Regions from separate parts of the Homo sapiens genome. Here region 1 is linked to region 2. A link is an interaction called in ENCODE POLR2A ChIA-PET data of the cell type or tissue named here. Cell type or tissue: A673. All regions are shown on one strand. Each heading gives the region's core, and the rest is flanking DNA. Links, peaks and the distances in the headings are about the cores only.

Region 1 (15,355 bases), core at 4,196-12,195, 370 kb before region 2:
CTGAAGCATTCTCTGTCTCCAAATCCTTTCCTCTTGGGAACAAAAGAGCTTTTGGAAACAAAAGCCAGGAAGCTCTGCCACAAACCTTCCCAGAGGCAAAGGAGCCAGAGCTGGGAGAAGATATAAATTGGTATCTAAAAAAAAACCACCCTGCTACATGCACTTAGAAAAATTCTTATTTTTAATCTGTCTTTTGAGTAGGTAGCACATATACATGGTATAAAATGCCTCCCTCTCCTGTCTTCCAGCGCACACAATTCTCCCTAGAAGAAAAGATTATAACTGGCTTCTTAGATTCCATTTCAGAGATAATCTCTGCATACAAGAGTCTATCCATAAATATGCATTTATATATATTTTTATATCTATACCCTCACACAGATGGGAGCACACAGTTCCTTTCTTTGTGCACCTTGCTTTTCTCAGATGTTGATACTAGATCATGATTGTCTCCTTAGCTCAGTATGCTTAGAGGTGAGTTGTTTTTTGCAATGGGCATGTGCAATTTCACTGTGGTCCAATTTATTTAATCTGTCCCCTACTGGTGGACATATAGGTGCTTCCTGTCTTTTGCTGTTGTAAAAGCAATGTGGCAATGGTTAGCACTGTACATATGTCCTTTTGCACATGGGCTTGGAATTGCTGGGTCAAAGGCATTTTGCATGTTGAATGACATTGCCAAATGGCCCTTCACAGAGGCTATACTGATGTTTACTCTCACCAGCAATGAATGAAGAGATCGTTTTTCCACACCCTGGCCCATAGTGTGTCACAACTGCCAGTCTGACAGGTGGAAAAAAAAAAGTTGTCTTAGGGTAATTTCAATGAGCCTTCCTCTAGTTTAGGGTTCTAAGGTTGAGCACCTTTTTCCTATGTGTGAGAGCCATTCCTAGGCCCTGTGCTGGATGCCGCACACACTTGGCAGGGGTTACTGTGCAGGTGCGCATGGGCTGGAGTGTGCCACTGCATTCCTTTGTGTATGTGCTGTTCCAGGCAGGGCCAGGGTGGACTTGACAGGGGATCATTAGGGGGTCAGGCTAACAGCCTAAGAAGTTCCTGCTATGAGTAGCCTCTTCCCACTCTTTCTTCCCTGCCAAGAGTCTCCCTGAGGAGGCAGGGCTGTGGCGTGAAGGGATTAGTAAGAGCAAAGAGACCATTCCTTTCTTACTCCCCTCCTTCAGGACGATGAAGAGCCCTGACCTGGTGACCTGGGTTCAAGTACCCAGCCCTCCACTTACATCTTGAGAGAAATCACTTTACCTTTCCAATCCTTGGTTTTCTCATCTTTAAGATGGGGAGAGTACTCCTGACCTCACAGGATGAATGTGAAGATTGCCTGAGACACCGGATGAGGACTAGAAACTCAGGACCAGTCTTAGGGCTGTGTTTGTTGCAAAGGAGTCTGTAGGGGAACACCAGGGTTTGGGATTTCATGTCCCTCTAGCATCCCTGTGTCGTGGTGGCAGAGTTTTCTCATGGTTGTATACCTGGAAATTTCACTGGGCCCGATTCAGGATGGCACCTCTGATCTGAACTGGGATCCCCCATGAGAACTGTTCCTCCGAACTAACCCCGTGTTCACTTGGGGTATCTAACAACATGTTCTCAAGGGGCAGGGTTTAGGGCATAGGCCCTCGCAAGGGCCAGGCCCTGGTCTGGGGTAGTGTCTCTGTGAAAGGCTCACTGGGCCGTTGAAGGTTTGAACACATCACCTTAGCCTGGTTAGTCAGATGAATCCAGGTGGACGTGATTAGATTCTGACCCTGAAAGCGTTAAGGAGTCATGGAGGGACCTCAGCCACCAGCTCCCCCAGACTCTGGATGAAACTTCCCTCCCCAGCACCCTGCTACGTGGTCACTTATATAACTTGCTTGTCTAACCTCAGTGAAGGAGAACAGCCTGCTTGCAGGTCAGCACAGGTCACTCTTGAACTGTTGTAAACATTTCCTAGGTTGTGCTAAAACTTGGAATGGCTCTCCAGAAACCACCCCAACCCTTATTTGTCCTGGCTTTGCCCTCTGCTCCCTTGACCCACACGAGGCTCAGCATAGATTTGCAGGCAGCTGCTGCTCTTCTCCAGGCTGGGTCTCTCAACCTCCTGAGCCCCTTTCTATAGCTTTCCTGCTCTGTTATTGGGCATCAGACATACCCTCAGCAGGGCCTGAGCTGCAGGGGCAGGGCAGGGATGTCTCCCTCTCATTTTGAACTGAGATCTCTGGTTTGTGCAGCCTTAGAGGTTGAGAAGTAACTGTGGCAGCCCCACTACCCTGACTCAAGCTGTTTGTAGCCTTTGGTCATGTGACTGATCTTGGGCACATGACCTAGGTCTTTGTCATTGACCCGACCTTGGTCACATGACCTACTCTTGGTCATGTGATCCCAGGGGCTTGAGAGATCTTTGAAGGCAGATGCTGTGTCTGATTGGTCTTGGTGTTTTCAGCCTTGACACAAGTTTGGGCAATAACCAATAGGGTGGGAATAGGCAAGTGGTATTGAGTTCATTGTTTTTTTTTTTTAAGTCCTTGGAAGGCTTACTTTATTTTTATTTTATTTTATTATTTTATTTTTTGAGATAGGGTTTCACTCTTATTGCCCAGGATGGAGTGCAACAGCAGGATCTCTGTTCACTGCAACCTCCACCTGCCGAGTTCAAGCAATCCTCCTGCCTCAGCCTCCCAAGTAGCTGGGATTACAGGCACCCGCCACCATGCCCAACTAATTTTTGTATTTTTAGTAGAGACGGGGTTTCACCATGTTGGCCAGGCTGGTCTTGAACTCCTGACCTCAACTGATCCACCCACCTTGGCCTCCCAAAGTGCTGGGATTATAGGTGTGAGCCATGGCGCCTAGCCTCGAGTTCATTTTTAACCCAAACACAGGATCTTAATTCACTCATCATGTTCCACATTTATTCTTTCCTTCCACAAGCATTTCTTATCCTTTTATACTCCCTCATTAGCCTGTCAGCTCCTGAGGGGAGGACAACATTTCACACTTTTTTCTTTGTAGTGTTTGTATTGACTAAAATAGGAGGTTGTGGCTGGTTTTAAAATGTTCTTGCATAGGCTGGGCACAGTGGCTCATGTCTGTAAACCCAGCACTTTGGGAGGCTGAGGTGGGCAGATCACAAGGTCAAGAGATCGAGACCATCCTGGCCAACATGGTGAAGCCCCGTCTTTACTAAAAATACAAAAATTAGCTGGGCATGGTGGGGGGGCGCCTGTAGTCCCAGCTACTGAGGAGGCTGAGGCAAGAGAATTGCTGGAACCCGGGAGGTGGAGGTTGCAGTGAGCCCAGATTGCGCCACTGCACTCCAGCCTGGTGACAGAGTGAGACTCTGTCTCAAAAAAAAAAAAAAAAAGTTCCTTGCATAAACATGACACATACTTGTATTATCTATCCAATAAACATTCATAAATAGTTTTAAACTAAAAGAAATATGGACTCCTTAGAGAAAAATTGGAAAATAGATGAAAGTAGAAAGTAAAATATATATATATATATATTACAGTTGTGAGCCATGGCGCCTAGCCCCTCTAGTTCATTTTTAACCCAAACACAGGATCTTAATTCTTAATTAATTCTTTATTATATATATATATATATATATTCCATTGTCCCAGCATCTAGAGAAAACCACTGTAAACATTTTAGTGTGTTTCCTTCTAATATGAGGCCCCAAGCTTCTTCCCCCACCTCCCCCACCATTATTTAGATTGTCATTTTTCCTTTTCTGCAATGCTAGGAGCTGGGAACCTGCAGAGGAGGGTGGCCTGCAGTCTGGCTGCTGAACAAGCTCAGTGGCTTTTAAGTTTCAGTCTCTTGAAGCCCTCAGGAGCTGCCTAGGGACAGGGATGTGCTGGAGTGAGGAAGGTGGGCTCTGGGCCCCCCAGCCTGCTTCAGCCAGAGCCGATCCACTTTCATCTTTGCAAATTGGGCTCCTAAGGGAACTTTCATTGGCTAAAAATTTCCCCTGTTTTTAAAAAAGTTTTAAAACCTTCAGAACAGCTTCACGCTGTTCCATCCGCATCTGCTACTGGCTGTTGGTCCCCACATCTTGTGTGGCCGCAGGTTCCCATTCATGAGCCCACATTCCTTGAGCTCAAGTGGTGAGAGCTATGGGTTCCTTAGATAGTTTCTTATTCTGCCAGTGTGTTCCCCTCCCCAGATGCCCCTAAGCCCTTGGCATTCCCTTGAGCTGCTGGTCCAGCGACCCTATCTATGCCACATGCTATGATGCAGGGTTAGCGAGCTGGTTCCAAGAGTACCTATCAGAGCTCTGGGAGCCACTGCTCCCCTCCCCTCCCCTCGCCTCCCCTCCCCTCCCCTCCCTTCCCTTCCCCTCCCCTTTCCTCCCCTCCCCCTCCCCTTTCCTCTCCTCCCCTCCCCTTTCCTCTCCTCCCCTCCCCTTTCCTCCCCTTCCCTCCCCTCCCCTCCCCTTCCCTTTCTTTCTTTTTTTTTTTTGGTGACAGAGTCTTGCTCTGTCTCCTAGGCTGGAGTGCAGTGGGGCCATCTCGGCTCACTGCAACCCCCGCCTCCCAGGTTTAAGTGATTCTCCTGCCTCAGTCTCCCAGGTAGCTAGGATTACAGCTAAATACGTGCCCACCACCACGCCTGTCTAATTTTTGTATTTTTAGTAGACAGGGTTTCACCAGGTTGGCCGGGCTGGTCTCGAACTCCTGAGCTCAACTGATCTGCCCACCTCAGCCTCCCAAAGTACTGGGATTATAGGCATGAGCCACTGCGCCCGGCCCCACTGCTTCCTTTTCTAAGGGTCCTCAAAGCGTTTGTTTATTAATTTGCCCCAGGACTTGCCTAGGAATCAACGCCAAGCCCCTAGCTGGAATCAACCACTTTGAAAAGCAAAGTGAAATTTGCCGCCTGCAGCTTTTTGGTTGCTCTTCCTTTCTCCATAGCCTCTCAGAGTGACTCCATCATTGTGACTCTGGGTCCCCTTCAAGGTCCTAGTGCCAAATTCTGCTGGGTCTGGAGGCTAGCACTCACAGAGGGCACTTATGCTTGGACTCATAGAATCTCAGACTGCCTGACTCTTACCGGGGAATGTAGGCAAACCCCTCCTTTTGCGGTGGTTTGCAGAGCGTGTCTGAGGTCACCCTCTGAGTAGAGGGTTAGTTTCCCATCCGAGGACTCTATCCAGGGCCTGTCTCCCCTGTAAGTCTGTGTGTGTCCCCTTCTTTCTGCATGTGTGTGTCATGCGGGCTCACCTGGGGAATGGGGGCTGTGGATTGAGTCCCCCAGGTGCTACTGAATGAGGCTGTAGTTCTTCCCAGATGTCATCTAGGTATATGGATGAATCCCACATCACAGCAAAATAGCAAAGCCTTTGACTTCCAGGCAGGGCCAGGGTGGACTTGACAGGGGATCCTCAGAGCATAACATGTCTTTTTATTTTTTTTTTTGAGATGGAGTCTCGCTCTGTCTGTCGCCAGGCTGGAGTGCAGTGGTGTGATCTCGGCTCACTGCAACCTCTGCCTGCCGGGTTCAAGCGATTCTTCTGCCTCAGCCTCCCGAGTAGCTGGGATTACAGGTGCGCACCACCATGCCCAGCTAATTTTTGTATTTTTAGTAGAGATGGGGTTTCACCATGTTGGCCAGGCTGGTCTCGAACTCCTGACCTCGTGATCTGCCTGCCTTGGTCCCCCAAAGTGCTGGGACTACAGGCGTGAGCCACGGTCCCCGGCAAGTAACGTCTTTTTAAATGGGGAATGAGCTTGACTGAAAGGGCCTAACAGTCTAAGAAGTTCCTGCTCCTCATAGTAGCCTCTCCTCACTTTTTCCTCCCTGCCAAGAGTCTCTCTGAGGAGGCAGGGCTGAGGGGTGGAGGCATTAGTAAGAACAAAGAGACCATCCCTTTCTTACTCCCCTCCTTCAGGATGATGAAGAGCCCTGGCCTGGTGACCTGGGCCGGTTTAGGCAAAAAAAAAATAAAAAAAAACCTTATGTTTCCACCCATGTATGAGCTTCCACTAGCTTACAGAGGATTAGATACTTTTGTAGCTACTTCTCAGGATGTGCCACATGGTCTCAAGCTGGGCCCAGCTCTGCTTGGTTGATGCCAGGGGTGACTAACGGGGGGTGGGAGTGACTGCCAAGGATGGAGGAGGAGACTGAGTGTTTGGCTTTAGCCAGTGGGCCCTCAGCATCCACCCCTGTGGACCCCAGAGGTTGGTAGCAAGAGAGAGGGAGACAGCTATGCTCTCCAGCCGAGCTGGGGTGATGCTTTGCTTGGGGTGCTGAGTGTGTGGGTGATGACCTTGGCTTTCGTCTCAAGAGCAGTGTGGCGCATTGGTAATTAGAGGGGATGATCACGATTTGTACCTCTCCAAGGCTGTGATTAAGCAAACATAGGCTCCATTCTTCAGGCATCAAGAGCAGCCATGGTGAGCTGGGTGGACCACCTCTCCTGATGTGGAGCTAGTGGGGCACTGGGAGCTGGCACTGCGGTAGCTGGCCTGTCTCAAAGCCTGTCAAAAAACACTGTCACAAAAACAGCTGTGGGCTCCCCCACCCCAAATCTGGGCACTGCAGGGACCCAGCCTGAATAGGGACATGCAAACAGAAATTAACAGGAAGTGGGAAGAAACAGGCAGCCTAATGATGAGGTCCTGGGGTCCCCTTTATGTGGCTCTCCACCCCTTAGGACCCCCTGCCAGCTGCTCTTGTCACCAGAGTCCCTGAGGAAGCCTCTAGGGGTGGAATTATGAAGCCCAGGCCAGACTCTTCTAGAATCCCCAGAGGTTCCCAGGTACCAGTTCCTGTGAGTACTTTGAAGCAACGTGCTTCTCAGTGGATGATGCTTCCCTGAACCTGATTTCTCCTGGGGGTTTAATGGCACAGAGATGTCTCACAGGATGTGTGCATCCTGGGATCTTCCAAAAGGTTTTCACAAAAGTGCCATCCTAGTCCCTGAAAACTGGTAAACTCTATTCTCAAGGGGCCCACAGTCTGATGGGGAAATAGACGAGTAAGCCAGGACCAGTGCCGCATACTATGGGATAGCCATCTTTGCCTAGATAGATCAAAGACGGCTTTCTAGAGGTGATAGCCATTGAGCAGGGTTTTGCAGGACAAGTAGGAGTTTGCCAGTCTGCAAAGGGAGGAAGGGCTTGCAGGCAGAGGGCTCAGCATGAGCAAAGGCAAGGACGAGTGAAAGAGTTATGTCTTGTGGGTGAGTCAGAGCCAATGGCCCCAATTATCATGGTAGGAATGTCTGGCTTTTAGAAGAGCAGAGACCTGTGGGGAAGGTACAGGGAAGGTAGCCTACGGCTGCCCCTGCTTGTCTACAGGGGCCTCTGCTAAGATGAAGACGGGAGGTGTGCCTTTCTGTGGGGAAGCTCTGGTCCTGTTAGTCAACTCTCAAGGGGCCAGAATCTGAATCTGGCAGGCTAGATCTCCCTTCCTCCATCTCCCAGAGCAAAGCATTCCTGGCTTTTGTGCATGGAAAGGAAGCAAGGCTCTGTCCCCAAACAGCGTAGGAGGTGAGACTCTTTCCTCCTGCTAGGGAGGAGTGAGGGATACTGAGGACAATCCTGCCCAGTCTCTGGCCTGAGGCTCCCATCCCCACGGAACCAGGCACGGCCTCAACATCGTTGGTGGCCAGGATGCAGCAGTCATCCACCGATTTGATGCCCAGAGCATCACATGGGTCGCGAGGGAGCTGGCTCCAGACAGATCAAAGATGGAGGTGCTCCTTGGCCTTTGTAATGGGTGAGGGCGCAGAGTCCAGCCCCCACCTAACAGAGGGCATCGTGCCCAGGAGACAACAGGACCCTCATGTCTTCCCTGCAATGTATTTATAGCCTTGCCATAGTAATTTGTGGCAATCACAGCATTTAATCCTGTAATCACACTGCAAACAGGCGCCCAGCCCAGCAAGGCCGAGGAGCATGCCAGGGCTCAGGGAGGGACTTGGCACCAGGGCAGGCAAGTGTGGAGGCGGCAATGTCCCCATCAGCCCATCTTGTCAGCTGTGGTCCTGGCTCTGTGCCCTGGATGTCCCCTGGATAATGATAATAATAACAATAGCCGCTAACCCATGTGACACTTCCTGTGTTCCACACCCTGCTCTAAGCCCTTTATGCATATGAACTCATCTATCCTCACCACCACCCCATGGGGTAGCTGCTTTTATTATCCCCATATTCCAGATGAAGAAACTGAGACACAGGTCACACAGCTGATAAGAGCCAAGATGTGAACTCAGGCGTTCTGGATCCAGGGTCCGTGGCTTTAACCACGCTCCTCCCAGCCCTAGAGCCAACCTCAGCCCTGCCATCACTCCTGGTTCTTCTTGACTCACAGCCTGCCCCAGAGCCGCACACACAGCCGCACACACCATGAAGCATGAGCGCTTTGTCTCAGGGAAGCCACACTCAGACCCTCTCCCTCCTGGTACTAGTTCACGTGGTGGAAAGGGGCCTGGCAGCGGCAGACCTGGGCTTTAACCTTTAAGGTACGTGGGGCAAGTGACATAGGTTGATTGAGCCTTGGTTTGCTCATCTGTAAAATGGGGCTAATAACAAGATCATTCAGACTCAGAGAGTAATTGTGGGGACTAGAGAGGATGAATCATGTAAAGCACATAGTGCCCAGGACATAATAAGTGCTTAACAAAGCTGAGCTGTTACTGTTGTCTTGTGTTATCATCCTGTCCTGAAGAGAGAGCCAGGGTCTCCTCTAGCCAAGCCCAAGGCAAGGTCTTTAGTAAGTTAGAAATTAGGCAGGAGAGCCTAGCCAATGGGAAGAACTAGGAAGTGCTGGGCACAGCCGGGCCCCAGGACGAGTTTTCCCTCTTCCTCCATCATTTAGGAAATGATTTCCTGTCTGTGTGGGCAGTAGCTCGGAGCTCATAAAGCAGTTACCCTTTGACTGGGATTGTGTCTGTGAGGACAGAATATTTCAGAAATGCTCTTCCCTGCTGAGAAAAGCTTCTCATTTGCAGTTCTTTGTAGAGGTACCCTCCCCTGGGGCTGGTCATGGTGAGGGGATGTTGACAGGGTGCCTAGGGTTGCCCGCAAAGCCCCTGGAAGGACCCTCCCCAGATGTGACTCCTAGAGGGGAGCAGCAGGCTCTGGTGGGGGTGGGGTGTGAAGAAGGCAAGGACCATCTTCATCTAGAACCTACGACTTTAAGAGATGAGCCAGTTCCTCCTCCCTGAAGACAAACAGGTGGTTCAGCTTGGCTGTAGGTTTTAGCCACACACGGGAGGTAGCATCCATCTCATGGGGGAGGAAGGAGAGGAGCTGAAGGCAGCCTGGTGGCAGGAAGGAGGCCTCAGAGTGCAGGTATCATTTGGGTGGGGGCTCAGGGGTGGCTGTTGGATGCCTTTGAAGTCTCTCCACCCAGGAGTCCAGTGTCATCACATTCAGGAGTGTAGGTGTTAGATCAGGGGTTGACAGACATTTCTGGAAAGGGCCAGATAATAAATATTTTCAGCTTTGTGAGCTGTAAGGTGTCTGCTGCAACTGCTCTGCTGCTGTAGCACAAAAGCCGCCTGCCATAGACAATATGTAAATGAAGGAGCCTGAGTGTGTTCCAATAAAACTTTATTTACAAAAACAGGCAGTGGGGCAGATTTGGTCCATGGCTGTGGTTTACTGAATTCTGTGTTAGGTAAATGAGAGCTCAGGGAGGGCTGGGAGCCAAGAAGGACTTCTTGAAGGAGGAGGCGTTGAGCCCAGGCTGCTGAGAGGAGCAAGGAGAGATTTCTGGCAAAGGCCAGCTTTACCCTAAAGCTCATGGGCAATGCCAGTAATGTTTCAAATGCCGACCTTAACTCTCTGGGAGTCTACCTTCCCTGGAAAGTGGTCCCGTAATTCAAGCCTCTATTATTTCTCTGTTAACTTCAAACAGATATTTTTTTTTTAAGTATGTATCCAGCCATATTAGGGTTCTGCGGAGAAACCGACCGAAAGGATATATACACAGATGTATAAAAAGAGACTTATTGGCCAGGCATGGTGGCTCACTCCTGTAATCCCAGCACTTTGGGAGGCCGAGGTGGGCGGATCACTTGAGGTCAGGAGTTTGAGACCAGCCTGAGCAACATGGAGAAACCCCGTCTCTACAAAAAATACAAAATTAGCCAGGTGTGGTGGCACACACCTGTAATCCCAGCTACTCGGGAGGCTGAGGCAGGAGAATCACTTGAACCCGGGAAGCGGAGGTTGCAGTGAGCCGAGATTGCACCATTGCACTCCAGCCTGGGCAACAAGAGTGAAACTCCATCAAAAAAAAAAAAAAAAGAAAAGAAAATTAAAAAGAGACTTATTATGAGGGACTGGCTTTCGTGCATGGTTTCGTGATGATGGAGGCTGAGAGGTTCCCTGACCTGCTGTCTGGAAGTCGGGAGGCCCAGGAAAGCCTGTGGTGTAGTTCCAGCCCAAGCCCAAAGGCCAGAGAACCGGGGGAGAAAATGGCACGAATCCCAGTTCAAGTCCTAAGGCCGGAGAAGCGGGAGTGCTGATGTGTGAGGCAGGAGATGGAAGTCTGAGCTTGAGAAGAGTGAATCCTCCCTCCCTGCAGCACTTTGTTCTGCTCAGACCCTCACGGACTGCACGGTGCCCACCTGCCTTGGTGAGGGCAGATCGCCTCATTCACTGCTTCAAATGCCAACCTCTTCCCAAAACACCTCACAGGTAGACCCAGAGAACATGTTTTACCAGCTCTCTGGGCACCTCTCAGCCCAGTCAAGAGTGGGTGCGTACGCTTTGCCATCACACCAGCTCTTCTAGTTGTTCTCAGCGGGAGGCTTTGCTCAAATCGCTGTCCATAACTGGAAGTGGAAGTCCTCAGGTGGTACTCACCCTTGCTGCTGTCCTGGTGAAGAAACGCAGGCTAGTTCCTTTCGAGGAAGCCCCTCCTTTCAGGAGCACCATCCGCGATGGCCTCACTCTGCCACCCTCCCTTTTCCTTATGAGGAGAAAGGGTTTCATGTTGTGTTGGTTTCAGAGGCAGGGCCTGGATGGGGTGACTCTCCCTAGCTCCAGACTCTAACTTGAGCTCACCTGTGATGTAAGCCAAGGTCTCACCTTTAGGGCCAGCTGGGCCCAGGGAGTGTCTGGTCACTGTAGGGAAGCCTGGAGATGCTGAGCTCCCCTCTTTCCCTCTGCAGGAGAACTGTACCGGGTTTCCTTGAGAAGACAGAGGTTCCCAGCCCAGGGAAGCATCGAGATCCACGAAGACAGCGAGGTAGGCTGGGCTTCGGAGGGTGTCTGGGCTCAACTCAGAGGCCAGGATTTTAGCAAGAGCCCTCGGATCATAGGCGGCCTCGTTTTCTTCCAGCTCTTCGTCTGACTTGCTGTGTGACCCTGGGTGGGTCTGTGTCCTTCTCTGGGCTTTGGGTTCCCATATGAACAGGAAGCATCTCTTGGGACTCTTCCTGCCCTGACATCCCTCCTGGCAGCCCATGTCCTTCCCTCACTCTGAATGCACCAGAGGTTCTATCACACAGCAGGGTGTATTAGAGCTGAGACTGCTCCTCAGATTGCAGCTGAGACAGGCTGGACATAGTGCCTGCTTCTCTGGCCTCAGTCTCCCCGTGTGTGCGTGTGTGTGAGTGTGTGTGTATGCGCACATGTGTGTGTGTGTCCCTGTGTGCCTCCCCCGACCCCAGCCGCCTCTCTCTCTGTATTCCAACCGCCTTGGCTCTCAGGAAGGCTGCCCGCAGCGCTCCTGCAAGACACATGTCCTCCTGCTGGTCCTGCATGGGGGAAACATCCTGGACACGGGTGCCGGGGACCCGTCCTGCAAGGCAGCCGACATCCACACCTTCAGCTCCGTGCTGGAGAAGGTCACACGAGCCCATTTCCCTGCTGCCCTGGGCCACATCCTCATCAAGTTCGTCCCCTGTCCTGCCATCTGCTCTGAGGCTTTCTCGCTTGTCTCTCAGTGAGTCCATTTCTGCTTGTTTGAACTGGTTGGGGTTGGTGGGGGAACTAAGTGGAGGGGCTCCCCCTGCAGCATGGACCCCGTGGGCAGGTGGGTACCTGCAAGGACTCTCTGGGGTGTCAGATCGTGACGAAACACAAGCATCCCTGGTGGAAGGTGTGGGAAGAGTCCTCTGCCTGGGCCTGGGTGTGCTGGGGTCCCCATGAAATCTTGATCCACTTCCAGTGTTCAACAAGCCTGATCTGTTTGGCCCAGATAAAGACACTGAGTGTTGGCCGGGTGCGGTGGCTCACGCCTGTAATCCCAGCACTTTGGGAGGCTGAGGTGGGCGGATCATGAGGTCAGAAGATCAAGACCATCCTGGCTAATATGGTGAAACCCTGTCTCTACTACAAATATAAAAAATTAGCCAGGTGAGGTGGCGGGCGCCTGCAGTCCCAGCTTCTTGGGAGGCTGAGGCAGGAGAATGGCATGAACCCAGGAGGCGGAGCTTGCAGTAAACCGAGATTGCACCACTGCACTCCAGCCTGGGAGACAGAGTGAGACTCTGTCTCAAAAAAAAAAAAAGACACGGAGTGTTGAGAGTTTAGCTAGTTTCCCCCAGGGTCGCCCAGCCCATGGAGACAGGAGTCAAACTCGGCCACACGATTGCAGCCAAGTAGGAATCTGAAAAACACGAATGGTGTTTTTCCTTTGCTCTCACACCATAACAGTCAACACAGAAGACTTCCGGGCCACATGTGAGGGGCTGTTTCCATACACACCAAGCAATCAGTTCTGCTGTGGACACCAGCTGGGTGCCCTCCAATTCAATTCTGCCTCTGTCTACCTGGAGATAGCATCAGATCCCACGGGGTGAGAGCTTGGTCCCACAAGACTGCCCCAAACTTCTGACACCGATACCATGCCCCAGTTTGTTTTATCTGTGCTGCTGACAGCCCAGCTTCAAGCTGGGGTTCTCACAACCCTGTCACTGGGTTCAATTAATTGCTAGATCGGCTCACAGAACTCAGGAAAATGCTGAATCACATTTACTGGTTTATTATAAAGGTTACAGATGAAGAGATGCATAAGGTGAGGTATGGGGGAAGGGGCACGGAGCTTCCCTAGGTGTGCCAGCCACTAGGAACCTCCACGCGTTCAGCTCTCCGGAAGCTCTCCTGTCCTTTTGGCCCTTTAATGGAGGTGTCATTGGCTAGGCATGATTGACAACATAGATATGTGGTTGGACAGAAAGGGGCTGACACTCAGACCAAGTCGGGAAACCCAACAGGGCCTGTCTGCTCAGATTCTTCTTGGCCTCTGCAGCATTCCTTCCTCCTGGGTATGGGGCAGGACTCCTTCTGAAATGAGGGTCTCATGACCTAAATCAGACAACGGAGATCAGAGAATTTCTTCACAGCCAGCTCAAGGAGGGCAGGAGAATGTCAGAGAGAGAGAGAGAGAGAGACAGAGAGAGAGAGAGAGAGAGAGAGACAGACAGAGAGAGAGAGAGAGAGAGAGAGAGAGAGAGAGAGAGAGAGAGAGAGAGGTTCTGTTTTCCTAGGGCTAAGTGCCCCAACATTATAACAACGGCTATGGGAGCCAGGAACTGTGGACAAAACCTATCTATGTATTCTCTCTCTCTCTCTCTCTCTCTCTCTCTCTCTCTCTCTCTCTCTCTATCATTCTATTCTGTTTATCTATCTATTCATCCATCCATCCGTCCATCCATCCATCCATCTGTCCATCCATTATCTATCTATCTATCTATCTATCTATCTATCTATCTATCTATCATCTGATCTATCTACCTCATAATATCACAGTGCTCTGATGGAGCATAATATCACAGAGCACAGGGCACTGTGGGCTCTCTGAGAAAGGCCAGAGAGGACTTCCTGGAGGAGTGACTTTTGGGTTTGCATACCACGGCTAAGTGTGTGGGCTCTCAGGCCGCCTGGATTTGAGTCCTGGCTGTGTGGTCTGGGGAAGGTGTTTAACTTCTCCTTGTCTCAATTTCCTAATCTGTACAATGAAGGTAGCCATAGTAAATAACCTCTCAGGGTGGCTGTGAAGAGTCTGTGTGCTAATGTGTGTGAAGCACTCAACACAGTGTCCAGAATGTAGAAAGCACATAGGGATGCCAGCCTTGGGAATGCCAGCCTTGGGGATGCTGACCTTGGGGATGCCAGCCTTGGGGATGCCAGCTGTGGGGATCTAGCCATGGGGATACTAGCCTCAGGGATACTAGCTATGGGGATGCCAACCTTGGAGATACTAGCCATAGGGATGCCAGCCTTGGGGATACTAGTCTTGGAGATACTAGCCATGGGGATGCCAGCCTTGGGGATACTAACTGTGGGGATGCCAGCTTCGGGGATGCTGGCCATGACTCACATCATCTTCCTCCTGGCTGGAAGAGGGGCTCTCTCTGCAGGTGGAGAGTGGGCTGGGGAGAGAGACTTCCAACTCGCAGCAGGGAACCCAGCTGGTGGGGAGAAAGGAGGGAAGGATGTGTCCACAGAAGGGCTGGTTGAGCGCTGGGCAGCTTGCTCACTGCTGACGCTGGCACATCCTTGCCCACTGTGGGCCCTGGCACCTGTGGGGGACAAACTGAGGGGACCTCCAGGGTATGGGGCCTCTGGGAGCTCCACCCACTGCTCCAGGCACTGAGGGCTGCAGTGCTCCCCTCCTGCCTATCCTGTTGAACTAGCTAAAGGTAGGTGCCTGGGGCCGGGTGGATACCTGGGTTCTCAGCAGTCATATGTGCAAAAATGACCCAAACGCCTACAGGGCCCAAATCCTATAGGCATTCGGCAGATCACTGGGGCTGGCAGCTGGAAGCTTTGGAACTTTCAGTCAGGGGCAGGAGGGAGGCCTCTGCACCTCTGTTCTGCCTGTCCCCCTCACAGGACCTCGCCAGAGACTTGGGGCTGCTGCAGAGCCCAGCCCTCAGGCAGAGCCCTCATACCCCGGGGCTCCGGAGCTGGGAAGGGTGGGAAGAGGTCCCCAGCAGGGTGCCAGGTGTGTGGGGCGCACCGCACTCCGAATTCCCCAGGAGAATGGGAGCCGATGTTCTCAGCCAATTGTGGCTCTGAGGAGGGCTCAGTGCGGGGAGGGCCAAAGTCCCCTGCCCTGGAGCTTCCAGCCAGTCAGGAGAGAGCACGGGCAAGCCCCTTCCCTTCCCTGGGCCTTCCTTTTCCCCCTCTAGATTGGGGGAAAGTCAGAGACTCTGATTTATCTGCGTTCCTTGGACACCAACAGGAATTGCAGGCAGATCTCAATCAGAGTTGGAAGGAAGGAAGATTAGGTCTGTAATTCCGCAACCTGGCTAATTGCCCAAATCCCTGGTGTGATTCTTGTTAAACTGCGAGATGTCCAGGCCTCCCTCCAGCAGTGGCTGATTCAGGAGGGAGGTGCCCCGGAATCTGCATCTTTGACACCTGCTCACTGCTGAACTGGT
Region 2 (14,053 bases), core at 1-8,000:
GGGGTCAGGCTGAGTACTAACTAGCTCTCATGACCCCAGTGTGGGACCCCAGAGAGAACAGGGCCCCTATGGGTGGAGCACCAGTACCAGTAATCGCGGAGATACAGCCCTTACAATCTCCCCATGCCAACTCCCAAGACCCATCCTGCTAGTGTACAGGTCCCCAGGGGTCCTGGGCTCCCCTGGAACTTCAGCTCCTGCCCTCTTCCCCACGCCCCCATGCTTACACCTTGCTTCTGGGGCATGACTTGAATCTCCAGCTTCCCTGAGGATAGCTGGAGGAAGAAGCCAGGCAAGGAGGCCCCAGGCCCCGGAGCATGGTGTAGGAGGGGTTGAAGGGGGTGGTGGGCAGTGCACAGACTTGGTGTGGCTGGTCTTGAGGTCAGTGTCTGCATTGGCTTGGGCGGGGTGGGGGGCAGTCCTCAACCCTGCCCATGGTGCAGCCAGCCCAGCCACAGAGAAAAGAGAGGCAAGGCTGCGGAGTTTGTGGTGCCCGTAGTCACACCACACACACATTTATGGGATGTCAGACACACGGCCAGGGCCGCACACCCTGGAAGCAGCAGTCTTTGTGCCCACCTCCATCCCAATGGTCCTTGCTGCTCAGAGCATAAATGTCTGCCCGGCCCAGCATCCCAGAGTCGAACACCCTGACGAGCAAGTCTATGCCAGGGCTACACACAGGAAGCCCAGGGCCTCCCGGATCCCAGGGAGCGCACGTGTATCTGTGTGAGAGAGACAGCCAGCCAGCCTCCAGGAGCACACGGCCTGGCACCTGTGTGTTACGTCTGTGCGTGGCTGCATTTGTATCTGGGGGTGCCTGGCACACCCCACGTGGGTGGCTTCTCTGCATCAAGACGGGGCTATGAGCCTGGAGTGGTGTCTGAGTGTCTGAGGAGGTGTGGGTTCGTGGCCAGGTATGTGTGTCCATTTGTGTTCGCCTTGTGATGTGTGTCTGTTGTGTCCAGGTCTCCTTGTGCGGGAGGCAGCACCAGGGTGAGCCCCCCACCCACCGTTCGTCCCAGTGAGGCCACGGGCCTGAGCATCAGAGTGGGGAGCGCAGCCCCGTGGTGCGATTGCGTCACTCAGCGGGGGCGGCGGCGTGGGCCAGGCCTATCATCTGGGCACATACTCCCTGGGCAGCCCCGTCCAGTTGTGGTCACGCAGGGCTTGGTCCACCGTCCGGATGTAGCCATTGATCAAGTCTTTCATCTCCGGGGTGAAGGGCTCAGGGTCGTGGGAGCGCCGGCCGCGCCGCCGGAAGCTGCCCTCCTTGTTGTTCTCCACGCAGAGCAGCCGCTCCTCGCTCACAGACACGTTGAGGAAGGCCACCATCTCCCGTAACGTGGGCACCAGGCTGCGCCGCAGCTCCTCGTAGTGCACCACCAGCAGCCGCTTCCCGTACTTGAGCCAGTCCAGGACGTGCGAGGACCACCACGAGGCGTAGCTGTTGACAAAGTCCGGCCACTCTAGAGTGAGGACAGGAGAGATGCAGAGTCGGGGGCTGGCCCTGCCAGGGCTGCCGGTCCCCGGGGGGCTGCTCGGGAGAGGGAAGTGGGCAGGGTTTTCCACTGTCCACTGCCTAGAGTCAACCTGGCATTCCCCATGGAGGAGGACCCTTTGGTGGCTGAGCAGTGTGTCCGTGGTGGGTGGGGGCAGCTCTGGGCATCCTGGTGGGATGAGGACGCTGTGCAGCCTCCATTTCCCATCCCAGGTCCTCCTATAAAGCTAAGTCAGCGTGATGCCTGATGGGCAAATACGCATCTTGTGGTTTGATTGCCAGTTTGAACCTGTGAAACTGCAGGGCAGTAGGACATACAGTGAAGCCACAGACGGGGTGGCCTCGGACTTTTGCAGGTAATCTACTTTATGAGCTTTCTTTTCCAGCAAATTAAGAAATTAATTTTGGGGGAGGGGTGTGCAGGGTCCAGATATCAGAAATCATCCCAATAAAAAGTTTCCATTATTGGGCTATTAACACACCTCAAACGCCGTCTGAAGCGTTTGCTTTCTCTAATCTTCACAATGACCCTAGGAGACAGGGCCTATCCTTGTTTTTAATGTGAGAAAACAGGCTCAGAAGACAAGATAAGCAGCTTTCCCGGAGTTATACGGCTCATAAGAGGCAGAGGAGGCGTCAGAGATCAGCCTGCCTGACTGTCGGGGGCTGTCTAAGTAAAGGATGATGGGGGAAGGGGAAGACTAGAGGCCGGCAGAGGCCACCCACTGGGTGATCCAGTAACAAGTGGACAGGAGCACAAGCTGGTCTGGCCATGGGTCCTGTGACTTCTCTCACCCCACCCTGCCTGGACACTGCTTTGTTTCTGACCAACTTCATTTCACATCACTTACCACCCAGACTCTATTCGTCACCACCCAAAGGCTCAGCTGTGCATGCCTCGAGGGCAGAGACCCTGACCTCATCAGCCTGCGCTCCTGGTACCTTGCCCCATGCCTGGCACCCAGGAAGACTTCAGCAAGTGTGAGTCAGAAGACTGATTCCATGAATAAAGCTGCAGTGGGGAACAGGCCAATCTGACCCAGAATCAGACACTCTGGATGTTGGGGCCCAGATGCTTGTATGCCCCCCAAATTCACAGAGAGTCCTAACCCACCATATCATGGTATTAGGGATGGGGGATTTGGGAGGCGATTAGAGTCAGATATGGTCATGAGGGTGGGGCCCTTGTGATGGAATTAGTGCCTTTATCAGAAGAGTCACCAGAGAGCTGTTGGGGACATGTGAGGACACAGTGAGAAGGCAGCTGTCTCCAAGCCTGAAAACAGGCCCTTCCTGGGAATGGAATTAGCCAGCACTTTGATCTTGGACTTCCCAGCCTCTAAGACTATGAGAAATAAATGTCTGCTGCTTAAGCACCACCCCCTGCCCCATCCCCCAGTTTTGTGGTATTTTGTTATGGCAGCCAGAGCTGACTAAGACATTGGGTGTGAGTCCCAGCTCTGCTGCTCACCACCAAGGCCAAGTCCTGCAGCCATGTTCTCTGGGCTCATCTGGAATGTAGGGCTGATGTGATTTCCCCACCAGACACTGTGAAGAGTCAGCAAGAGGCAGCTTAGGAGGGAATTAACATGCTGAGCTCTGACCAGAGACCAGGCAGGCACATCATCTCACTGCTCCCTGAATGCCCCACAAGGTGCAGGTCTCATTCTATAAAAGAGGAACCTGGTGCTGAACACAGAGGAAGGTGCAAAGCAGGTCCATGTGCACCCCATGTGCTCTTCTCCCAGCCCTGCATGAGCTCCTGGGCAGAAGCAGAGATGGAAAGGGGTGCATATCACCCCACTATGCACTCATGGAGGCAGAGAAGATTCTTGGTAATCAAGCTGGCATCTAAGTAAAATGCCTTGGCGTATGGACCTCAGCAGGCATGGGGGGCAAGGGGAGGAGGTGAACTCAAGCCCAGGCACAGCAGCACTAAGTCCCTAGCAGGATGGGGTTTGAGTGCCTACCTGTGTATACTGATCCTGCATCCTGCAGTGCCTACCTGTGTAAATTGATCCTGCATCCTGATGAGCAACCTACCTGTACTGACAAGCCTCCCACCCCCACCGCAAGGTCCTTGATTACCTTTGCTCTTCCAGTTGCGGTCAGCTGCATATCCCAGGTGCCCGGCACATTTTCTGTTGAATTCTGCCACCAGGGACCTGTATGGGTTCCGGATTAGCAGGATGGCTGAATCAAACATCTCAATCTCCCTCCTGCCACTCTCGTGGGTTTTGACACAGATGGTGCGTCGGCTCCGCCAGTGGTCCTTTTCGCCCTTGAACCCTGCAGGGAAAAATGAGAGGGTCTCTGTGGAAGATGGTGTCCATGGGGCACCCTACCATAGCAGCAGACAGATTGGGTAAAGCTGGCATCAGGGGCATAAGAGAGGGCCCATGGAAGACACAGAGGACACTGAGAGGACCTATGGATGGTGATAGGAACGGCCTCCACAGGAGTGACCCTGTCCAAGGGAAAGTGACAGCAGGAGTTATCTAACAGTGGGGAAAGATGGCATCTGCAAGAGAAATGAGATGAGGTATTCCCTGAAGACCTCCAGGAGTCAGAGGGCAGAAGACCCGTCATTGCAGATGCACGCATATGTTTTGGGCATCTTCATAGAGATAATTTTACACAAGCATTACAAACAACCTTTGATTTAACCATAGCTGCAAACATAGCTGAATGAAGAGACTAAGGCACAGAGTGAGCATGGGACTTGCCCAAGATCACACAGTGCTGTGAAAACAGCGCCAGGGCTCTCTCCACATGCCACCGTGTGTCTCTGTGAGACCCCCAGCCTCCTCTCACCTCCCCACAGTCAGGGCAGGATCCTGATTTACAGATTCAATGGCTGTGAGCAGGTATAGATCCACCCTCTGACCTGATGCCATGGTTCTATGACAGGGCCCAGCCTTGCCTCAGAGCAGGTCTGGTCAAGGCCTCATCCACAGTGCTTGAGCCTGGCCCTGAGGACCCAGGGCCCAATTTCTATGAATGGAGACTTGTTCCCATTGATCAGCCCATCGGGGGCCCTCTCTTTCCTTGGTCCCTTGCTATAGTACTGGGCACTCAGAACCTGAATGACTGACTACTGGCAGAGAAGGCCAGACTCCGCCCATTCATCCAGAGCCACACATTTATCAATGAAGGTTATTATGTGCTCACTATGTTAGACTTTATTTTGGGGACAGAGGGTTAAGACTCAGACCTTGTCTTTAAGCTTATGTTCTAGTAGAGGAAATAGCCTAAGTGCAGGCTATAGGGGCTTATGGAAACAAAGAGCAGGGATCCCAAATAGTGGGATGTCCTAGAAGACTTCCTGGGAAGAGGTCTCCTGAAACTAGTCTCCTGGCCACACCCAATGTAGCCCATGCTCCCAGCCCTGAGACATGTTCCGTAAGTGCTCATGTGCTTATCTTGGGCTCTTGGAAACAAAATGAGTCCTACCACCTGCCCCTCTGCAGGAATTGCTGGAAAGCATTTGTATCTGCAGTGAGCACTGAGGGACGCTTTGATGCCTGGAAAATGCAAGTCTCTTTTGAATCTGGAAGTCCGGGTTTACCCACTGAAACTCAACAAGCTTCAAACTTATCTCTGCCATGGGCCAAATACCAAAAGGCCTCGCTTTGATTCATTCTGTCAAACAGCTGGAAAATGCTATGAAAGGAAGAGTCAAACTGGAATGAATAAACTTGAGATCTAGTCTTTAACAACCCTGAGACCCGGGGTGCCTTCCATACTGCCTCCGCCTCTTCCAACAACAGCTATTCTGCCTTGCAGCTCAGACCACATTCGACCTACCACAATAGATTTGGTGGTTGGGCATTGGAGATGCCTTGTGAATTGTGCGTGTGTGTGTGTGTGTGTGTGATCACTCTGTCAGTGCTCTGAGGCCACTGGCCACATCTAATGGTCTTGTAAGGCTCAAAGATGTGTGTGAGGTATCTCTAAAGCATTTCTGAGGCAGTGTCGACCCAACCTCTATAGCTGGCAATATCAGTCATTGGGCCGCTTACCATATGTAGACCAAAACAGCCAGCTGCTTGAATAAGGTAAGGGCCTTGGAGATGAACAAGGTGGGTAACTGCAGCCTGGGCACAGTGGGTGATTCCTAGGGGACTAAGCCAGAGTGGACAGGGCCATGTGCTCATGTGGCCACTTCCTCCCTCACCTGAAGATGCCTGTAACACTCGAGGTTCCCAGGGAGTACAAGGCTGGGTTATATGGACAACTATAGCTTTTCCCCAGAACCAAGATTGTTATAAGTGATTCCAGAGCCCAATCCCAAGCTTGGGAAGTTTCTGCTTCTCTAGGATGTTACTGACAGTATCAACTTTCCTACACCAAACTCTGGTTAAGAAATCCAGAGAAAATGGGCTAGGCATGGTGGTTCACTCCTATAATCCCAGCACTTTAGGAGGGTGAGGCAGGCAGATCAATTGAGGTCAGGAGTTTGAGACTAGCCTGGCCAACATGGTAAACCTCCCTGTCTCTACTAAAATACAAAAATTAGCTGGGTGTGGTGGCAGGTGCCTGTATTTCTAGCTACTCGGGAGGCTGAGACAGGAGAATCGCTTGAACCCAAGAGGCGGAGGTTGCAGTGAGCTGAGATTGTGCCATTGCACTCCATCCTGGGCGACAGAGTGAAAGTGAGACTCTATCTCAAAAAAAAAGAAAAGAAAAGAAAAGAAAAAAGGAAAGAAAGAAATCCAGAGAAAATGCTTGACAACAGAGAAATACATTTTAATACATTTTTGCCAAATTTGATGCCAATGGACTTGTCTGAGGTTTTTCATTCTTAAACAAAACACAGTCTTCAGCCATTTAACTTAATTTCTCTTATTTCTACAAGGGAAAGATTACAAATCAAAACTCTTAAAAGATTTTTGGACATTTTTTATTACATTTTGATGAACTAGTTCTTGCCTCAAAAAAGGAATGAGCAGATTAAATCAGTTTCACCCCTAATTATTGAGGGTTCTAAAAATTAAGGAAAATTCAAGAAATGTTTACAGAGAGAAAATTCAAGCTGCTAGTCTTTCTCTTTGAATCCAGAATAGGCACGATCTCATGAAGTTCCGCTCTAAGTGGGGTCCTCGGGCTGCCTTCATCAGGGTCACCTGGGAGCTTGTTAGAAATGAAAATTCTCAGGCCCCACCTCGGACTACCTGAATCAGACTGTCAGGGGTGTGGGCCAGGACCAAGTGATTCTCTTTTTTACTTAAAAATATTTTTATTAAAAAAGAATGAGTTCATGTCCTTTGCAGGAACATGCATGAAGCTGGAAGCCATCATTCTCAGCAAACTAACACAGCAACAGAAAACCAAACACCACATGTTCTCACTCATAAGTGGGAGGTGAACAATGAGAACACATGGACACAGGGAGGGGAATATCACACACAGGGGCCTGTTGGGGGGTGGGGGACAAGGGAAGGGAGAGCATTAGGACAAATACCTAAGGCATACGGGGCTTACAACCTAGACGATGGGTTGGTAGGTGCAGCAAACCACCTTGGCACATGCATACCTATGTAACAAACCTGCACATTCTGCACATGCATCCCAGAACTGAAAGTAAAATAAAATAATAATAAATATAAATATATTTATTATTATTTTAAACTGATGCATGATAAGTGTACATCTTCTTTATGGGGTGCAATGTGATATTTCAATGCATGTATACAATGTTTAATAATCAAATCAAAGTAATTAGGATATCCATCGCCTCAAACATTTATCATTTCTTTGAGCTGGAAACATTCAAAATCCTCTGTTCTGGCTACTTGAAAACATACAATCAATTATTGTCAACTGTAGTCACCCTACAGTGCTATAAAACACTAGGACTTATTCCTCATATCTAGCTGTAATTTTGTATCCTTTAACCAACATCTCCCTATCCTGCCCTCCCTCCTACCCTTCCCAGCCTCTAGTGACCACTATTCTACTCTCCACATCAGTGAGATCAACTTTTTAAGCTTTGACATATGAATGAGAGCATGTGGTATTCATCTTTCTGTGCCTGGTTTATTTCACTTAACATAATGTCCCTTAGGCTCATCCATGTGGCCGTGAATTACAGCATTTAATTCTTTTTTTTTTTTTTTTTTTACGGCTAACTAGCCATTGTGTATATGTACCACATTTTAAAAATTCACCTATTGATAGATACTAAGGTTGATTCCATACCTTGGCTATTGTGTATGGTGCTGTAATAAGCATGAGAGTACAGGTATCTCTTCAACATACTCATTTCCTTTCCCTTGAATATATACCCAGCAGTGGGATTGCTGGATCATATATATGACAATTCTACTTTTTTTTGAGGAGCCTCCATACTATTTTCCGTAAGAGCTGTACTAGTTTACATTCCCACCAATAGAGTATAAGAGTTCCCTTTTCTCCACATCCTCTCCAACACTTGTTATTTTTTGTCTTTTTGATAGTAGCCACTCTAACTGGGGCGAGATGATATCTCATTGTGGTTTTGATTTGCATTTCCCTGATAATTAGTGATACTGAGCATGTTTTCATATACTTGTTGACCATTTGTATGTCTTCTTTTGATAAATGTCTATTCATATCATCTGTCCATTTTTAAATCAGATTCTTTTGGGTTTTTGTTGTTGAGTTCCTTATATACTTTGGTTATTAATCCCTTGTTGGATGAATAGTTTGCCAATATTTTCTCCCATTCTGCAGGCTGTCTCTTCACTCTGTTGATTGTTTCCTTGGTTGTGCAGAAGTTTTTCACTTTGACATAATACCACTTGTCTAATTTTGCTTTTGTTGTCTGTGCTCTTGAGGTCCTATCTCAAAAGCAAAAACATCTTTGCCCAGACCAATGTCCTGAAATATTCCCCGTTTTCTTCTAGCAGTTTAATAGATTTGGGTCTTACATTTAAGTCTTGATTTTGAGTTGATTTTTGCATAAGGAGAGAGATAGGGGTATATCTTCAGTCTTCTGCATATGGTTATCCAGTCTTCCCAACACCATTTGTACAGCCTCAGTCTTCTGCATATGGTTATCCAGTCTTCCCAACACCATTTATTGAAAAGACTGTCCTTTCCCAAATGTATGTTCTTGGCATCTTTGTCAAAAATGAGTTGGCTGTAAATGCATGGATTTATTTCTGGGTTCTCTATTTTGTTCCATTGGTCTATGCATCTGTTTTTGTAGCAGTACCATGCTGTTTTTTGTTACTAAAGCTTTGTAACATATTTTTAAGTCAGTAGTGTGATACCTCCAGCTTTGTTCTTTTTGCTCAGAATTGCCTTGGCTATTCAGGGTCTTTTGTGGTTCCATACAAATTTTAGAATTGTTTTTTTCTGTTTCTGTGAAGAATGTCATTGGTATTTTGATAGGGATTGTATTGGATCTGTTGATTGCTTTTGGTAGCATGGTCATTTTCCCAATATTAATTCTTCCAATCCATAAATATGGGATGTCTTTCCATTTTTTTGTGTGTCCTCTACAATTTCATAAGTGTTTTATAGTTATCTTTGCAGAGATCTTTCATCTCTTTTATTAAATTTATTCCTAGGTATTTTTTCATAGCTATTTAAATGGTACCGCTTTCTTCATTTCTTTTTCGGGTAGTTCACTATTGGTATATGGAAATGCTACTGATTTTTGCATGTTTATTTTGTATCCTGTAACTTTACTGAATTCATTTATTGGTTCTAAGGGTTTCTTGGTGAAGCCTTTAGGCATTTCTATATGTAAGATCATGCCATCTGCAAACAGGGACAAGTGGACTTCCTCCTTCCCAATTTGGATGCCCTTTGTTTCTTTTTCTTGCCTAATTGCTGCATAGGACTTCCATTACTAGGCTGAACAGACATGGTGAAAGTGGGCATCCTTGTCTTGTTTCAGTTCTTAGAGAAAAGGTTTTCAACACTTTCTTCATTTAGTATGATACTAGCTGTGGGTTTTTCACATATGGCCTTCATTGTGGTGAGGTACGTTCCCTCTATACCTAATTTGTTGATTGTTTTTGCCCTAAAGGGATGTTGAATTTTATCATTTATTTCTGCTCTGATCTTCATCATTTCTTTCCCTCCAGTACTTTTGGATTGGCTTGTTCTTGCTTTTCTAGTTCCTTGAGGTACGTCATTAGGTTGCTTATTTAAAATCTTTCTACTATTTTGATGTAGGCATTTATTGCTGTAAACTTTTGTCTTAGAACTTCTTTTGCTGTATCCCATAGGTTTTGGTATAAAATTAAAAACACAGTTGAGAGCTTTTGTAACAGACTAGATCATTAATTTCATTCATTAAAAATTCATTTTAATTATTCAACTAACAGATTTGTTTGGTTGTTTGTATGATATCTATTTCTATCGAATTTCTCATTCGGATCATAAAATGTTTTCCTAATTTCATTGAATTGTCTATTTGTATTCTCTTGTATCATGCTGAGTTTCCTTAAAATCATTATTTTAAATTACTTTTCAGGTATTTCATACATTTCCTTTTCTTTGGGGTCTGTTATTGGAGAATTATTGTGTTTCTTTGCAGACGTCATGTTTCCTTGCTCTTTTTTTTTTTTTTTTTTTTTTTTGAGACGGAGTGTCACTCTGTTGCCCAGGCTGGAGTGCGGTGGCATAATCTCGACTCACTGCAACCTCTGCCTCCCAGGTTCAAGCAATTCTCCTGCCTCAGCCTCCTGAGTAGCTGGGATTACAGGCGCCTACCACCGCGCCCAGCTAATTTTTGTATTTTTAGTAGAAATGAGGTTTCACCATATTGGTCAGGCTGGTCTCAAACTCCTGACCTCAGGCGATCCACCCACCTCAGCCTCCCAAAGTGTTAGGATTACAGGCGTGAGCCACTGCGCCTGGCCTCCTTGCTTTTTCATGTTTCTTGTGTGACTGCATTGATATCTGCACATCTGGTGGAACAGTCACCTCTTCCAATTTTATGGAGCAGCTTTCATAGGAAAAGACTTTTTCTAGTAGATGTATCCTATAGTGTGGGTTGGGTAGCATGCTTAGGTTTTGGTTCTGGGTGGTGGAGTAGTGTAGTCTCAGTGTAATTTCTTTGGCTGTAATCAATATCAGTGGTGTCTGCAAGTGCCTCAGTGGCCTAGATCGTGGGTGTTTGTGGATACAATGGCGTAACTTTGTTGTGGATGGGGACCACCAGGCGGGCTGGTCTTCAATACCTGAAGGGTGAGTATGGCACACAGTGGCTCCACCCACAGGTGACTCTTATGTACACTCAAGTTTGAGATGCACTGCTCTAGTGCTCTGAGAAGCTTGGCTGGCAAGGTGACAGTTTGGTCACCGGGAGCTGCCTTCCATCGTCCCCTGTAGCTTTGACTTACCTTTGTTGTAGAGGGTTCCATCAAAGTAGTAGCTCCCTGTATAGAAGCCAGTGGCATGCTCAATGAGGTGCCGTGCCCATGTGTTCCCGGCTCCTGGGAAGCTTGACAAAGCCACAAACACTTTGGATTTGTTAGGCAGGAACCTCCTGTCTGTACAACGAGTGTCTGAAAGTCCAAAAGTCATCACGGGGTTACTCACTTCCATTATGACTCACCAATTCACCACTAAACTCCCTTAGAGGAACTGATGAACGAAGACTCCCATTTAATAGATGGGGGAACCAAGGCCCAAAGAAGGGAAGAGATCTTCCAAATATACCTTAGCTGCACAGGTCTGTGGCCAGTCCGAGAAAGCCCCGTAATGAGGCCTGCAATACTGCAGTGCAGGAGTAAGATGGGAATCAGACACCCTATGGACCCTCGACTCCCATTCTGTCTCTATGGCCACAGCCAAACTCTTGCTCCTGACATAGCACAGATAATTCCAGATTCTAATAGGGGAAGTGGGTGGGGATTGAGGCTAGGCTGAGCAAAGTAACACACCCAGGTACTGCCAACAATAAACCAGAGCTGGACTAATGACAGGCAAGTCATTCGTTATGTCTCATCCCCAGGGCTGCTACAAGGAGCACATGAAATCACCAGGGGAAAGCCCCAAAACATCCAGGGCCATGCTGGGTCACAGTAGGCACTTGATAAAGGTGGTAACATCCCTCGTCCCCGGCTCTTCCTTTCATCAGTTCCTAAGGTCAACAGGGGCAGACCTGATGCTCACACCAAGGAGGGTTCCCAGGTCCTGGAGGCACCAGTGGCCCCTGCAGCTCCTGGGATCTCATTCTTCCCACGCCTCCCAATCCTACCACCTTTCTGTTGCTATCTCTCTAGGACCTGCCCCTCTCTGTTCATCCTCTTACCATTGTCATCTCCAGAGAGACTTAGATAAAGGGTCCAGTGTTTTTTAAAGTGAGTCCAGGATTCAGCCTCTGTGGAGGGTGGAAAACTGACCCTCCCCATTATCTCCAACACCCATCAAGATGCCAAGACCTTTACACAGACACATGCCATACCTCATAACTGCATGCTTGGCCATGACTGGCATCTCCAAACCCTGGAAGCTCTCCCCACCCCCCAGACCAAATGCCACTACCAGTCGGGGATGCAGAACCCACCTTGCACAGGTGTCTGGTAGACCTCACAGTATTCTGCCAGCCTCTGTGCCTCAGGGTCCTGGCCACATACTGAGCTGTCCATGGCATCCCGCAGGTTGAACCGGGGGGTAGGGTAAGCACAGTAGCATTCCCAGCCCCTGAGAATGGCCAAGGGGAACTCCTGCCAGGGAACGATAAGAAGAGAAGCACACTGAGTGAATTTGAGGGTCATGCTTCCCAGGGCTCAGGAATGGGATGAACATGGACGATGTATTGCCAGCTGTATCTGTATGGAATCCACAGGGATGACCACCATCCTTCCACCACTGTGCTCTGTGCCCAATTCCAGGGGAGACAAAGATCAACAAGATGTGAGCTTCAAGCAGCTCAAGTAGCCCATGTTCTTATAAGCACAGCCCTACTTGGTTGGTTCCTTGACAAGTCAACAGTATGAGCAGCAATATGACTGAGGGATGAGCGACGTGCAGAAAGCAGGGGGCAGAGGCTGGAATCATGTTTTTGAGATTCCAAGGCATTTGTCAGGAGTGCCAGAGATAGAAATGGCACTCTGGGCAGGGGCATCCATATGAGTGGATGTCTGCATGGCACAGAGCGGGGCAGATCAGCTGACTTAGGGCATCCCCAAGGATCCACGTGTCACACCACTAATGAACAGACCTCAAGCCCTGAGAGAGGACTGAGATTCGATTCCCTCTGGTCTTCCTTGGCCAGCCACCTCCCTGGAAAGAGACTAAAACCAACTCTCATGCCAGATGTCCCACTGCAGGGTGCAGAGATTCTCATACAGTCATCTTTCCAAAGATGGAAGGGGTGGAGAAGAACAGACTTTGTTCCCACCCAAGATGCTCAGCCCAAGGAGGATTCTTCAAAATGGAGGGGGGCCCTGTCAGGGGTAGGAGAGAGGAGTCGTCTCACTCTGTGGGCCAGCCCAGCTCCCAGCAGTCTCTTAAGTGGGTCCTTGTTCCCCTTTGGGGAGGCTGCACCACACACTGAAGAGAGCTGGCATCCTGAAGGTGTGAAAGTGAATTCTAGCTCGCTTGCTAGGCACCCTTGAGCAAGGTGCCTAACTTCTTTGAATTTCATCACTGAAAAAAGTAATAAAATCTGCCTTGTAGGTTTAAGGTGAGGGCTGAATGAGACAGGTCCAAAGTGCCCAGCACCGGGCCTGGCATGCTTCCAAGGAGGAAGAGGTCATTCTCGACCTCCCTAACTCTCTGGGCATCAGCTGTGTCTTGCTCAAAAATGTATCCACCCACCTCTCCCACATGTATGGGAGAGTCCTCACTCTGCCCCAGGCACTAGCCCCTTTTCATCTCTTCCTTCTCTGCATCCTACAGTCGGGAGATGCTAGGACTTTTGGAGCGTAGAGAGATGAGAGAGTAATCTGTGAGTGTGTGTGCCAGGGAGGGAGGCAGTGGGTGGAGAAAACTTCTCACTGCTAAGGGGAACACTGCACAAACCTTTTTATTTTTTGCTCACAGCAAAAATCTCATAAATAAATAAGAAAAAGAAAATCAATAGCATTTTTTGAGCATGGCTAGGTAAAGCTGAGGATTTGGGCACTCATAAAAGACAACAGCCTGTGTCCCATGCAAGCGAAGATGACGCAGGGCCTGGGGCATTGGCGGGAGGGCAGGTATCTTTGGAGGGAGTCAGGGGAAATGCTGTTGGAGGTTGCCCCCCACTGTCAGGCTGTTCTTATAAGTACAGGCCGCATGCTCTCCTAGGTGCCAAGCAGCCCCCAAGGAAAGCCTCTCCCGACTCTCCTCGTCCTTCTTCAAGCCAAGGAGGCACCTGCGCTGTGAGTCAGTGCATGATAGGCTATTGAGCCTCGGTAGTACGTCCAACTAGACCCATCCTCACGGCCCCTACACCACTCTTCTATGGAAAGCGAGAGCTGGGGCCTGACCCTCAATCTCAACACTGCTGGCTTTTCCAGAAGCAAGTTTCCCCGGTCATGTGAATTCATGAAAGGCAACTTCAAGAATTGCCACCTCCGGCCTCTACAGCTTCATCCACCCTCTATCACAAAACCCTCATCC

Evidence for each region. Peaks named below come from ENCODE experiments on the same cell type or tissue, not always from the same donor. Only the 100,000 strongest peaks of a DNase experiment are listed, where the experiment ranks them.
Region 1: POLR2A ChIA-PET joins it to region 2 with 8 read pairs; 2 of 35 experiments call an interaction of 5 or more read pairs at or near these places.

The regions. Positions count from the first base shown.
Region 1 is chr17:6,480,072-6,495,426 of GRCh38, reverse strand. It overlaps PITPNM3 (PITPNM family member 3), which reads left to right. Exons shown (of 20, transcript NM_031220.4): 5 at 11,135-11,211; 6 at 11,675-11,910. Among named protein-coding and RNA genes, the nearest start is that of PIMREG, 43 kb to the right of the region's middle. RefSeq lists an enhancer at 1,995-2,496. In A673, for the core only: no CTCF peak of the experiment used is centred there; a DNase peak (open chromatin) is centred at 7,966.
Region 2 is chr17:6,107,725-6,121,777 of GRCh38, reverse strand. WSCD1 (WSC domain containing 1) reads right to left here. Exons shown (of 9, transcript NM_015253.2): 6 at 12,012-12,171; 7 at 10,843-11,007; 8 at 3,590-3,790; 9 at 1-1,469. The coding sequence ends at 1,117. Among named protein-coding and RNA genes, the nearest start is that of WSCD1, 44 kb to the right of the region's middle. RefSeq lists a silencer at 13,278-13,450. In A673, for the core only: no CTCF peak of the experiment used is centred there; no DNase peak of the experiment used is centred there; H3K27me3 peaks cover 2,093 bases.